Regions from separate parts of the Homo sapiens genome. Here all the other regions are linked to region 3. A link is a contact called in ENCODE Hi-C or POLR2A ChIA-PET data. All regions are on one chromosome and are shown on one strand. The core of a region is the stretch at or near the end of the contact, and the rest is flanking DNA. Distances in the headings are between cores, read along the strand shown.

Region 1 (4,339 bases), core at 693-3,192, 1.0 Mb after region 3:
CATCACTGATTTGGTCACAAATCTTATCTGGAAAAGAGAAATTCCTGGCTCAGTTTCTTTAACTTTAAACAAAGTATGTATGTATGTATGCAAGCTCCCTCCCTGTTACTATCTGTAAAATCTTTGGAGATTTTAAAAAACATGCTTAATACATCTTAATTCATTGTGTTTGCACTTTCCTCCTAAAATTCAAAGTTTGCATTATAAATCTAATCACCAGAAAGGTGAACTGTTAGTCCTATATCCTTTAAAGAACAGAATTTGCCCTATATCATATTCACTTCCACAACTGTACCAAACCCCTCTGCACCTGGGAGTCTGGTAGAACTGAGGCCACAGGTAGGCCAGTTTCCCTAATCTTAAGGAACACCAATTATAATGAGCAACAAGATAATTCGATTAAACAATTAAATGAAAAGCATTTTCTGACTAAAATGGCAATTATCTGATTTTGCTGTTAGGAGTTGCGCAGGAAACAAAAGCTCAACAGTGTAGAAGATGCTCAAACGTATTCCGAATCCATGTCTCCCTGCTTTGTCATCTATTGTTAGGAGGGAGAACAAATATCTCCCTAATTCAAGTTCGTTTTTCTGAATTTTCTATAACCGCCTAAAACAGAATCCAAACATAATGTGGAAGCCAGACTGCAGGCTCTGAACTTCGGTCTACTACTAACTGGTGTAACAGCTAACCTTCAGCACTCATCAAGATCCTGGGTTTGTCCTCTCATACCACTAAGTTACTTGTGGGATTTCATCATGGGCACAGTAAACTGACCAGACCCTAAAGCCACCAGATAGATAACTACTGCGGTCATCCTAAGGGCAGAAACAGCCAAAAGAGCCAAATAATCATCTTTACTAGCCGATATGCTCAGGCTGAGATTTTCAGTTCCTGGAAATATAGCTTTACTCCTCCTTCACGTGCCAATTGATCCCCATAATGGCGGTTGAGCGGACAAAGCCTCAAGTAAAACCCTGCACCGAAGACTTTAAATGCGAACCCAAAGCAATGGCAGCTCCTAATTCATGCTTCCCATCCTTTTCACAAGGGGTCCAAATAAGGACTGCCTTCTTGGACATGAGCTATATTTAGTCAGAGGCCGTCACCTTGGAGGCAAGGCCATATCCGCCGAAGGGCATGTGCGTATTCTCCAGTGTGTAGTCAAGACCTAACCACTGAGGCAGTGGAGCCAGACGACGTCCCAAGGCATAGGCCCCCCACCCCTCAAACTGAGGGCCAGGACAGCCGGGGAGGCTCACGGCTCCCCCTCGCCCAGATACCACATGCGGCAAACACGTGGTCGCCGCTGCAATGCGGGGCGCGCGCTCCCGAGGGCCGGACGCGAGCACGCGGGGCGGGTCGCCCACTCCAGGTTTGTCAGACGGCAGGGCCGGGAGGGGTTAACAGTGCCCTCCCTTCCCGGCCAGAACTCACTAGCGACCACAGCCCCCGCCCTTCACGTTTTCTGGAACCTTCCGCATGCCTAGGCGCGCGACCGAATGAAAAGGGAGGGGGGAAGGGAAGGGTGGAGAGGGGAGGGGGAAGAGGAGCGGCGGCCACGCGCCAGGCCCTGGCGGCGCCACGAGGAAAGCGCGCGGTCGCCGCTCTTCCATCACCCGGCGGACGAGGACGACCCGCGCGGGCCCCACCACCGGCCGGCCGCAGCCAGCCGGACCTTGGCGCTGCCTTCTGCCCCGCCCCACGCTTCGCTTCAGGCCGTCCCCTCACCTGGGTGGCCTTCCCCGACCGACTCTGAGGTGAAAAGGAATGTGCCCTCCTCGATGAACGCCTCGTGGAAGCCGTTGAGCTGTCCGTTCATGTTGGTGTCGGTGTGCGGAAGTGGCCTTACGAAGGAGCAGCGGCGAGGCGGCAGCGGCTGCGAAATGCGCAAGCTGCGGACAGCGTTCTACTCGTAGCAGGCGGGCGGCGCGGAGCGAACGAAGCAGCGGGCGGTGCGGCCCGGTATTTATAGAGCAGCGCCCGCGCGCGCCCGGCTCGGGCCCCGCCCCTCGGCGCCGCGCGCCAATGCACCACTTGCGCGGGGGTCGGGGGAGGAAGGGCAGCTCGCCCCGCGGAGTCCGGGCTGAACCACACTGCGCGGCCGCGGGAGGTGCCGTGGCAATCCGGCCCTCCAGAGACCGTTCAGCTATCTTGAGCCGCTAGAGCTAGGAGAAAAATGCAGACGCGAGGAGACGTGGGGGATTGCTCTTCCTTGTTTGATGTGGGAGAAAAAGCGACTGGGGCTTGCTGGACCCGCTCCCCTGTGCGGTGACATGGCACCTCCCTTCCGACCGTTGGCCGGGATAGCTTTCCCGGAGGTCGCGTCCCCCAGCGGAGGCGGCGGGAATCGCGGAGGTTTTGTGCTGCGGCTGGGGTCTTTCTGGCCGTCCCGCCTCTAGATGCCGGGTGGCAGGGAGCCGGTGGCGGTCGGCCATGTGAAGGTGGCCATCTTGGCCGGCCAGCGAGGGCTCCTCACGGCCTTCCTTCGGCGTCCCTGCCCGGCTCGTTGCCGGCCCCGGGATATCTGAGGGGCGCAGGCCCACCTTCTAGTCGTTTCCTGGTGAATGGCTCTGCTGAAGATGGCCGGAAAGCAGATTAATGAAGGTGCTGCCATCGATTTAAACAATCGCCCTCCTGCCCGCTCCCCTGCGCTAAAGTTTCTGAGGGATCCTCACCCTTCGTGGTTCGTGGACTTAAAAGTGGAGGCAGCGCTCCAGCCTTTCCCTCCAGAGAGAAAGGAGGCCGCTCCCAAGTCCGTCCTTGCCCCGTGGCCTTCCTGTTCCTTTGAAGGGGGGGGGAATCGATGTTTCAATCCTCTGTTCAGGAGAATATGGAACGAACATTTCTTTTTTGGTGGGTGGGGGCTATTCGTTCCCTTGAATGTGCTTAAGCAGATCTCTTGACGGCGTGGAATGGGCTGTTTCATGAAGCTTTCACTTTAAAATGTCCACCTGCGTTTGTCCCAGTTTTGCCCAATAAAGGAATTACAGGGAAAAAGAGCGAAACAAAACTTGAGCCAGCAAGGAGTATGGAGTCCCGTTTGGAGGGAGCCCGCCTTGGGGGCGGGGGTCTCTGCAGCCTGTTCTGGGGCTGGGCCTCGGTGCAGGTCTGGTCGGGCTGGTGGCCTGGTGGCCCTGAGCGGAGCGCGTGACAAGAACGCCGGGTTTAATGAGGTTCTCAGGGAACGGCCTGCTCCTAGCATGGGATGTACTTTACGCTGGGGAGGTGAAGGAGACCCCTAGTAACAGTCTCCAGCTGCCTACTGCTGGCGGCAGTAGAACAAGGTGCATTCCCAAGAACAATCCTCTCCGTCGGTGCAGGAGGAAAGGTGGGATTTGCTAAAGGCTCAGTGGGAAACAAAGGAAGCACTTGGGCTGTGCTGGGGGCATCCACAAAGAAGATAAAGGGCTCCTCCCCAGACTCAGTGACCACATCCACGGTCGCTCAAAGCAGGCAGCAAGAAAAGGTTCGACCACAAAAGAGACAATAGGTGATGATATTTTTATTCGTTGCTTTTTACTTTTCAAGCTAACCCTTCATGGGAAAGTAACTGTATAAGACTATTAAATTTTTTTGTTATTTTTTAAAGGAGAATGCCAATTTATTAACTTACAATGTGTAATAAAATTGTCAACTGGAACAAAATGCGTGTGTAGGCTGGTCAGTGCATTATCTCCCAGCAGAAAAATCTATATGGGAAGCCAGAATATAACTAGAAGGTTATTTTATTAGGGAGTCAGAACAAGGAGCGTAAAGTCAATGATTGGCTCATTAAATCCTGATACCCCTGTGCTACCAACTCCACAGTGGGGCTAGGCCTGCCAAGGAGATGAGATTTAGCTGTACATAGTTGCTTACCTACTTCTCTCACTTGTGAATAGTGTGTAGGTGTAATACAGTAAGAGTAGGGGTTTGGAGTCACGACCTCTCTATGCATCAGTATCCTCGTTCTGTAAAATTGGAATATTAATAGTACATCATAGGATTGTTTCAAGGATTCAAATAGTGCAAGTAGAGTCTTTAGCACAGTATCTAGTACATAATTTGTTTTAATGTAAGCTGTAAAAAAATTAACTATATTTGCTGTGAATTACTTTTCAGTGGCTTTCAATTGCTGTCGGGATACGGACTAAAATCTCTACATACTCAAGGCCCCAGTGTGATTTGGCTGCTACTTCTGCAACCTTACCTTGTGCCACACTCTCCTTTCTGTGTTCTACTTGGATTTTTTAGTTAGTAGCAGTTAATTTTATTAATTTCATAGTATCAAAACAAAGGAGGACACATTTTCATTTATTTTATATTATTCGTATTGTCCCTTCCTCCCTTCCACAAA
Region 2 (4,451 bases), core at 1,414-3,913, 1.1 Mb after region 3:
GGCACAATCCCCCGAGGTCCCGGCTGTTTATCTGCTGAAAACCTTTTTCCCCAGCGCAGATGGATCACCAAGGACTCCCTCACACTCACTTTCTCTGGTTCTCTGGATACCTCTGGCCGACCTTCCCCACCCCACTGGGTCCTTTCCTCAATTTGCCTTCCTTAGCGGGAGCGGCCGGCGTCTGTTCCTCCCCTACACTCTCCCTCCTCCACCAAATGTAACATGGCCCTGCTTAGGCTTCCTTCTTCAGCACAGAGCCTGGGAGCCAAGCTTCTCCTGTTCCCAGCTGGTCTTCTACCCTCCCCGTTAGGAGAGACTGGACACAGTGGCTCCCCGACGTCTCCAACCCCACCTCCTTCCTTGATGGGCCTGGAGGGCCCTGAGATCACCCTCCCTCCCTTTTACCAACAGAAAAGCCGAGGCCAGAGAAGAATGGATGCTGGCCAAGGCCATATGATGTACACAGAGCCAAAGCCACAGTCCCCTCACCCCGTCCCGGGCCACTGTGGGGACCTAAGCAGTCGTTCCACGGGAGAGGGCGACCCCTGGTGGTGAGGAGGGGCATGGCAGCCTGTCGCTCATTTCCTGGGCCCGGAGGCTGACGGTGGAAGGGGCGTGGCCTGGAGGACCACCGACCCAGGCTTTAGTTATCAGGAAGGTAAATGAAGGCAAGGCCCGCAGAGCGAAAGAACGTGGGAAGTTAGGACAAGTTTTGCTGGGCTTTGCCCTTCCTTAGCCACATTCCCTGTAATGACCTAACAACACTGCTCTGTGACTTTAACTGCACCCTGCTGATTGCTGGTTGGATCTTCAGGGAGCAGGAATGGGCATTCAACAGCTTTTGGCACACTGCATGTCCCAAGGGTCATTACTGACTTGAGGGTCTGGTGCGAAGCCCTGGAATGCAGAAGCTCACATTCTGATAATAAGATTTCTAATAATAAGAGAATGGGCTCAGTCCGGGCACGGTGGCTCATGCCTGTAATCCCGGCACTTTGGGAGGCCAAGGTGGGCTGATCACCTGAGGTCAGGAGTTCGAGACCAGCCTGGCCAACATGGTGAAACCCCGTCTCTACTAAAAATACGAAAATTAGCCAGGCGTGGTAGTGTGCGCCTGTGATCCCATAATCCCAGCTACTGAGGCTGAGGCAGGCTGAGGCAGGAGAACCGCTTAAGCCCGGGAGGCAGAGGTTGCAGTGGACCGAGATTGCGCCACTGCACTCCAGCCTGGGAGACAGAGCGAGACTCTGTCTCAGGAAACAAACAAACAAACAAACAAACAAAACAGAACGGGCTCTTATTAAAGAGTCCAGGGACTGAGTCAATAGCTGTCTCCAAGTTTCTATGGTACCTATCTCTCCTCTCTAGGGGCAAAAGGGCTACTCAACAAAAGGCTGATTGTTTTAACAGAAACACTCAGAAAACCAAACCTTTGAGAACTTCCCAGGCAGAAATAGGCATGCTTAGAGACCACGCGACCAGTTAATATGAACCCCACATCTGCTATCAAGAGAATCTGGGCAATCTACTTTGAATATCCCTTTTGGAGCTGTTTCTAGGTGTTTAGAGATCAAATGAAATATTTCTAGGAAGTAGCTCGCCTCGAACTAACCACACAAGAATGAAATCTCACTGACTTACAAGGTCATGGCTAAACCTTCATTGACTAGGTATTTTCCTCCTTCCTTGATGATCCAGTATGTAGCAGTATATGCCCAGATCAGGAAGTGTAAAAGCTGAAAATGGAGTTGGAGACAGAAAGTCCAATGTGTTGCTGGCCACTGTGGTGTCACTGCTCCCGATACAGGTGTAACCTGAGTCTCCCGCTTGGGAGCCAGAAATCAGCTGAGAAGAGGCCTCTGGAAAGAGGCTGCCCTGGCCCAGAAGGGTGGATGAAGTAGGGCCTCAGCACAGCTCATCCTACCGAGCAGGCCGGACCCTGAGTTCCTGGCTTGCACTGAAGGGTCTGGGTAAGTCCCTTCTGTAGCGCCTCAGAAGCTCCTTGGGCAACCTGGGAAGTTAGGACAAGAGCTCTGACATTTGACCCTGAGGTGTGAGGAGAGTGCTTTGAGAGAGAGGATGCTGAATGCGAGCGCCCTGGTTATTACCTCCTGGCAGCCTCCTAACCTCACCTTGACTCTGCCATGTAAAATTGATGCCTGGGCGCAGGGCGCCGACGATGGTCAGATACCGCGGCCTGCACACCCTGGGACCTACATCCCTGACCTGGAGGACCCAGGCCTTCCCCGGGCTTCACCACGAGTCCTGCCGGCCACACAGGGACCCTAACAGACCTAGTCCAGTCTCAGGGTCTGGGCTGCTCCTCCTTCCAGGAATGGGAGTTTGCTCTAGGCGATGGAGGAAGGGTTCAGGAGGCCACTCTGCCTGCTTAGCAGGCTGTGGGCCCAACCCCCCACCCACCATCTTCATCTCCCACGGCCCCAACCTCGTAGGGAGGGCAGGGCGGGGCTCAGGTTCGCAGAGAAGGAGGGCTCGGACCAGCGACTCCAGGGCAGAGGGGCGCGTGCAGGGGTGGGGAGCTGGGTTTGCGAGGAGAGAAGGCCATCTCTTCCCCAGCAGGGTAGCCCCCACCTAGCTACCGGGATCCCACCCTGGCTGGCGCAATCTTTGCGTCCGGATCAGCACCCAAGGCCCCGCCCAACGGCCCGCTGCCTGCCGGGATTTGTAGTTTGTAGGGGAGGGGCCAAAAGGCGCGCGCGCGCGCGTGTGTGTGTGTGCGTGTGTGACTGTGTGTTTGTGAGACTGTGTGTGTAAGTGTGTCCGGGGGTCTGTTGTGGTGCTCCCGTCCCCGAGGGCCCTCCGGACCTGGGCTCAGCAAAGGCACCACAGGCCGCAGCTTCCGAGACCCCGCCCCGCGGCCCACTGCCTGCTGGGATTTGTAGTTCTTAGGGGTCTAGGGCCCAGGCTGGGGCCGGGTTGGGGCCTTACACGCGTCCTGGCGTGTGGCTCTCCTGCGTCCTCGTTTTTCTCGTGAGCCCTGGATCTGGACAGTGGGCCCGGCGCGAGGCCCTCAACTCCGGCTGGGCTCCCGGTGGCACTTTCTGCCGACCCTGAGATGTACCCGCCACGCCTGCGGGACTGACCTCTAGGTGGGCAAACCGAGGCACAAAGAGGGGCGCGCTCTGGCCGGAGTCGGCCCTCTTGTGAGAATTTGGGCTGGGAGACCCAGCCCAGGCCTGGCAGGCAAGGCTGGGTCAGGCGAGGGTCCTGGGCCCTTTCGGTGTAAGAGTGTGCAAAATAATGAACAGGCCTGCCCAGGACTGGCTCTGCACATTAGCGCTAGTTACCTTACAGGCTTGACTGATCAGATTTTTATTTGGCACCACTACAGAGGGGAGCCCAGGGAGGGAGGAAGTCTCTCGTGACCAAGAAAACCTATGGTCCACCCTGGCCTACAACTCTGCTTTAACGACAAAAATAAACCGAGTTTGGGAGGGGGTGAGGAGGAGGGGTGTTTTGTAAACTGTGAAGTCCAGGTTATGAGTGAGGTGTTATTATCATCAGGATCAGACCTCAAAGCACTGGAGGAAAGGTCTGGGCCTTCAAGAGCCTCACCTCAAAAGGGAGGGTATGGCCGGGCGCAGTGGCTCACGCCTGTAATCCTAGCATTTTGGGAGGCTGAGGCAAGCAGATCACCTGAGGTCAGGGGTTCAAGACCAGCCTGGCCAACATGTCGAAACCCCATCTCTACTAAAAATAGAAAAAATTACCCGGGCGTGGTGGCACGTGCCTGTAATCCCAGCTACTCGGGAGGCTGAGGCAGGAGAATTGCTTGAACTCAGGAGGCGGAGTTTGCAGTGAGCCGAGATGGTGCCACTGCACTCCAGCCTGGGCAACAGAGCCAGACTCTGTCTCAAAAAAAAAAAAAAAAAAAAAAAGAGCTGAGATAGCTGTTTGCATGTGAAAGGACTCACAACTGGCACTAGCATGCGGTGATAGTGGGGAGGGCATGGACTCCCACTACATGGCTCCCATCTATCCTCTGCCGCTTACTAAGTGGGACCTAGAACAAGTGATTTTGACCTACTTTATCTCTCTTTATCTCTGTTTCCTCATCTGTCAAAGGAGGATAATAAGAGGATCCATGTTAGAGAGTAAATGCAAGGATTAAATGAGAAAATCATATCAAGGATAGCACCTGGCATATAGTGGCAGCACACAATAGTGTTAGCTGTTATGGTGTTGAGTACCCAGTGTGACGCTGGCTGTACAGGGGTAAACTTGTCTTCTGGGGGACTAGTCCCCCCATCCCAGGCACCTGGTGCCCTCCCCAGGCCACTCATGCTGTACTGGACAGTCCCACTTTCCCAAGAAGTCACAAGGAATTCCAGCATGTCACTGTTCTGGTTGCCCCTGAGCACCTAGCAGTGATTTAAGAAAAGGCAAAACCAAAGTTTTGGTTTTGAGCTTTATTCGGAAAATATGGCCAC
Region 3 (4,109 bases), core at 278-2,777:
AAAAGTATATTTTCCAAAGGAAAAGGTTTCAGAAGATTCACACTATATTTAATAGTTGGTGTGAATCCTTTGAGACCTTTTCCCCTGAGGAAGTGAGAATGAGGGTTTAACTTTTCACAATGAACAGGCAGTGCTTTTTTAAAAACAACTTTATTGAAGTATGATTGGACATAAAATAAATCGCACATACTTAGTGTCCAACCTGGTAAGTTTTGATATTGTATACATCTGTGAAACCATCATCACAATCAAGATATTATCCATCATCCCCCTAAACTTCGTGTCTCTTTGTAATCCCTCTTTTCTGCCTCTTTCTGACCCCACTCCTATCCGCTAGCAACCGCCCATGTACTCTCTGTCACTATGTATTAGTTTGCATTTTCCAGAATGTTATGTAAATGGAATCATACGGTTCTGGCTTCTTTCACTTGGCAGAATTATTTTGAGATTCATCCATGCTGTTGCATTTATCAATAGTTTACTTTTTTATTGCTCAGTACTATTCCTTCGTATGGATCAATCACGACTGGTTTATCCATTCACTTGTTGATAGACATTTGGATTGTTTCCAGTTTATGGCTATTACAAATAGAGCTGCTATGAACATTTGTGTACAAGTCTTTGTAAGAACATATGCTTTTTTCCCTCTTGGGTAAATAGCTAGGAATGGAAGGCTGGCTTTGTTTAGCATTTTAAGAAATTGTCAAAATGTTTTCAAAGCTGCCGAACCATTTTATGATTCCACCAGAGACAGGAGTATGGGGCTGAGGTAACAAATGGTCCCCTTCACCATCCTCGGATGAGTTAATGACAGTAACCATCAGCTCACCGTATAGGCCTAATCAGGAACTGTCCGTGCTAAAATGTGTCTAGTTCTCTTTAGTCAGATTCCTTTGAGAGTGTGATTAAGCTCACGGTCAGTGTGGCGTGTAGGACGGGACACACATGGACAAATGCTAGGCAGGAATCGCCCACGCTGGAAAGGGCGATGGCCTGAAAAAAAACGACCGCAGTTGGGATGGAAAGGGGAGGGTTGAAGTTCAGACATATTGAAGTTAGAATGGTTGGGACTTGGTAAGAGGGGAGAGAGGACGATGCCTAGGGTTTAGTGACCAGGTGATGGTGGTGCAAGCAGAGGGGAGGAGTGGGTTGGCGGGAGGAAAAAGAGGTTATTTTTGGTTTGTCACCTGTGAGTTGCCTACTGGACACAAAGATGAAGCTGTCGGGAAAGTGATGCTAAGTGTACACGTCTGCGTGGAGATCCAGACTTCTGGTGCAACATCTAGGTTTAGGTGAAGTATTAGAAGCAGTTGTAGCCAACAAATTCGTATCTTTCAGAGCAATCATTTCTACACCTTACGAAAAGCACCGAATCCGTGGTCTCCCCCACACAGACATGACCAGAACATGTGCGATGACGTCAGCCTTTTTGACTAGTCTCCCACTCACTCGATTCTGCGCAGGCGTATGGCGCATGCGCAACATCCCCTAGTGCCGCCGCTCCCTACTCTGGGGGTTGGGACTACCTCCTTTTCCGCGGGCCCCGCCCAGGCGGCTGCCCGTGACCTGCCTGGGCGCGGGGAACTGAAAGCCGGAAGGGGCAAGACGGGTTCAGTTCGTCATGGGGCTGTTTGGAAAGACCCAGGAGAAGCCGCCCAAAGAACTGGTAAGGGCTACGGCGGCGGCAGATAAGCGGGTGGATCTGTGTGGGGCGTAGTGAAGTTGGTAAATGACAGGACACTCTTCTCCCCACCGCCTGCCCGATACCGCCCGGCCCCCATTTCCGGGGACTCCCACTCGACAGGGGGGCCGGAGGAAGAGTCTTTAGGAGTCGGCTGTGGGACGCGAGAGCTCCTGGTGCCATGGCTCTCGAACAGGTAGCCGAGGGTGGATGAAGAGTTTCTCCACCTCGCCACTGAGCGCGTAGGCAGCGACACCGTCCTGGCCTCGGAAACCTCTTCCCCCTGCGCGCGTTGGTACGACCCGCCCGGAACCTTTTCCCAGCGTAGGCCCCACCCCTCCAGCCCGGCTGCGGACCACCCGGAGAACCTTCTCCTGCCCGAAGCGTTGTTTGGAGCGGGCCGGGTCGCGTCTGCCGGAGGAGCCGTCTGTTCTCCGTCCTCCCTGTTGTGTTGAAAAAGAGGCTCAGTTTCCTCTTTCCCCAGCCCTTGTGTTGACCCTAGGCACATACCGTAGCGGGGCAGGGACTCGACCCAGAAGAATGTTACAGAAGATAGCTCTGGACCCGGCTTCGAACTCTCGTTACCTATTAATTGAGATAATATTGGGAGGCAAACAGTTGAAAATGCCCTGCAGTCAGTCAACCTAAGTTTGAATCCTGCCTTCCCACATCTCAGCTCTGTGATCTCTGGAAAGTTCACTTCTCAGTGCCTTCTCGACTGTGAAGCCAGAATAATAGTAGTGTCACCTCAGAGTAATTGAAGATTCAGGGATGTAAAGTTTTCATATTGGTAGTTAGGGCTAATTCTTTAAATACGGCACAGCTTTGCTACTCAAATGCCAACCAGCAGCATCAACATCACCTGGGAGCTTGTTAAATCTCGGACACCACTCCAGACCCACTGAGTCAGATTTTGAATTCTGACAAGCTCCCTAATGATTAGTGTGCACATCAGTGCTTTGAGAAGCACTGCTCTGCAACACCTAGGCTTGTCCATAATGGAAAAAAAAAATCCTGAAATCCTTTAATAAATGATCTTACCTGTTCAGCTCTAGCAGGCACATTTTAAAAACTAATCTTATGCATCTTGCAATTCCTGGCACATAATGTGCGTTAATGTAAATTTGTTGTTGTTGTTGTTAAAGGCCCTAGAACAGTAGACACTCATTATTTTCGTCAGGAAACTTACTCAGTTTTGCTCCTTGGTAAAATAAAAATTGTGGCGCTTAAATGAAATAACGGTATAACATCACTTTGGAAACTATAGAACATTATATAGATGCACATTTTGTGACATCTGTATATTCTAAGATTCTTGTTATTGTAGAAGTGTGGTAGGGAGAGATTATTTGTTGTCTTCAGTGTTTGGCCTTGGCATTGCCATTCGTAAATTGAGATAAGATTATGGAGAAGCAAAAAAGATGCTGGGGAAATGGTTGCTTTATTGTTTAAACTAGTCTCTAGTATATGTACTACTATACTACTCTAGTATATTGTACACTTAGATTGTTTTTAAATGATAAATTGCTAAGAACACGATATTGGTACACTCTTCAGTAGGGTAATCTACCTGAGAAAGCTGATTGACACTGGAAAATGGCAGGGTTGATGCATGAGATTGGTTTTTAAAACTATGCTTGCCAGAGCCGAACAGGTAAGATCATTTATTGAATAAAAAATTTTAGTTGTTTTTCCCCCCATTATGGACAAGTCTGGGTATTGTAGAGCAGTGCTTCTCAAGCATTAGTGTGCACACTAATCATTAGGGATCTTGTCAGAATTCAAAATCTGATTCAGTAGGTCTTGGATAGGGTCTGAGATTTCTAATAAGCTCCCAGGTGATGTTGATGCTGCTGGTCTACACTTGAGTAGCAAGATTGTAGAGTGAATTAAGATTAGCCCTAACTACCACCACCTTTAGCTAACATATTGAACCAGGCATTGTGTTAAGCACTCTGCAATGTTATGAGGTAGGAACTGTTATTGTCTCCACTTTACAGGTGGCAACTGAGGCATACAGTATTTAGGTAATTTGCCCAAGGTCATACAGTTTGTGAATTACAGCACCAGAGGTTATGTATTCTAAGGCCTATACTTAGAATTATCATGCCATTTATACTACCTCCCAAAGAGGGATTATAAAGGTGAAATAAGAAGCCAAAGAACTTAACTTCTAGCAAGTAAGATAAACATTTTAAGAGCTGGTTTGGATAGGGCACCTGATATGGTTTGGATCTGTGTCCCCGCCAAATCTCATGTCAAATTGTCATCCCCAGTGTTGGAGGTGGGACCTAGTATGAGGTGATTGGATCATGGGAGCAGATTTCCCATGAGTGGTTTAGCACTATCACCTTTGGTACTGTCCTTGAGATAGTGAGTTCTCATGAGATCTGGTTGTTTAAAAGTGTGTAGCACCTTCTCCCTCATT

The links. A loop is a pair of places that touch in the nucleus more often than their neighbours do. ChIA-PET counts read pairs that join two places held with the same protein, here RNA polymerase II (POLR2A). Pooled maps may share reads with other maps.
Region 1: a loop to region 3 is called in a map with no recorded cell type, with 20 times the contacts of the local background. The contact joins the promoter of MAT2A here to the promoter of CHMP3 in region 3. A Hi-C loop is called at or near these places in 3 of 37 single-sample maps with no recorded cell type and 9 of 50 pooled maps.
Region 2: a map of CD14-positive monocyte shows a loop between it and region 3 (6-fold over the local background). The contact joins the promoter of SH2D6 here to the promoter of CHMP3 in region 3. A Hi-C loop is called at or near these places in 1 of 168 maps with a recorded cell type or tissue (CD14-positive monocyte) and 4 of 50 pooled maps. POLR2A ChIA-PET finds 5 or more read pairs at or near these places in 1 of 52 experiments (activated CD8-positive, alpha-beta memory T cell).

The regions. Positions count from the first base shown.
Region 1 is chr2:85,536,771-85,541,109 of GRCh38, reverse strand. MAT2A (methionine adenosyltransferase 2A) reads right to left here and starts at 1,942. Exons shown (of 9, transcript NM_005911.6): 1 at 1,732-1,942; 2 at 1-27. The coding sequence starts at 1,822. PARTICL (promoter of MAT2A antisense radiation-induced circulating long non-coding RNA) reads left to right here and starts at 2,224. Exons shown (of 1, transcript NR_038942.1): 1 at 2,224-3,643. RefSeq lists silencers at 1,355-1,684, 1,865-2,134 and enhancers at 2,165-2,254, 2,325-2,534, 2,935-3,024.
Region 2 is chr2:85,416,926-85,421,376 of GRCh38, reverse strand. It overlaps SH2D6 (SH2 domain containing 6), which reads right to left and starts at 2,663. Exons shown (of 24, transcript NM_001394463.1): 1 at 2,447-2,663; 2 at 2,133-2,348. LOC105374841 (a long non-coding RNA gene) reads right to left here. Exons shown (of 3, transcript XR_940316.3): 3 at 4,416-4,451. It also overlaps a transcript of CAPG not described here. RefSeq lists enhancers at 665-814, 3,043-3,202, 2,681-3,216, 3,213-3,322.
Region 3 is chr2:86,560,861-86,564,969 of GRCh38, reverse strand. CHMP3 (charged multivesicular body protein 3) reads left to right here and starts at 1,527. Exons shown (of 6, transcript NM_016079.4): 1 at 1,527-1,666. The coding sequence starts at 1,622. The region is part of intron 3 of RNF103-CHMP3 (RNF103-CHMP3 readthrough); the gene reads left to right. CHMP3-AS1 (CHMP3 and RNF103 antisense RNA 1) reads right to left here and starts at 2,900. Exons shown (of 6, transcript NR_183901.1): 1 at 2,723-2,900; 2 at 2,050-2,124; 3 at 1,571-1,702; 4 at 1,188-1,282; 5 at 830-993. RefSeq lists enhancers at 1,152-1,211, 1,370-1,664, 1,822-1,921, 1,932-2,101.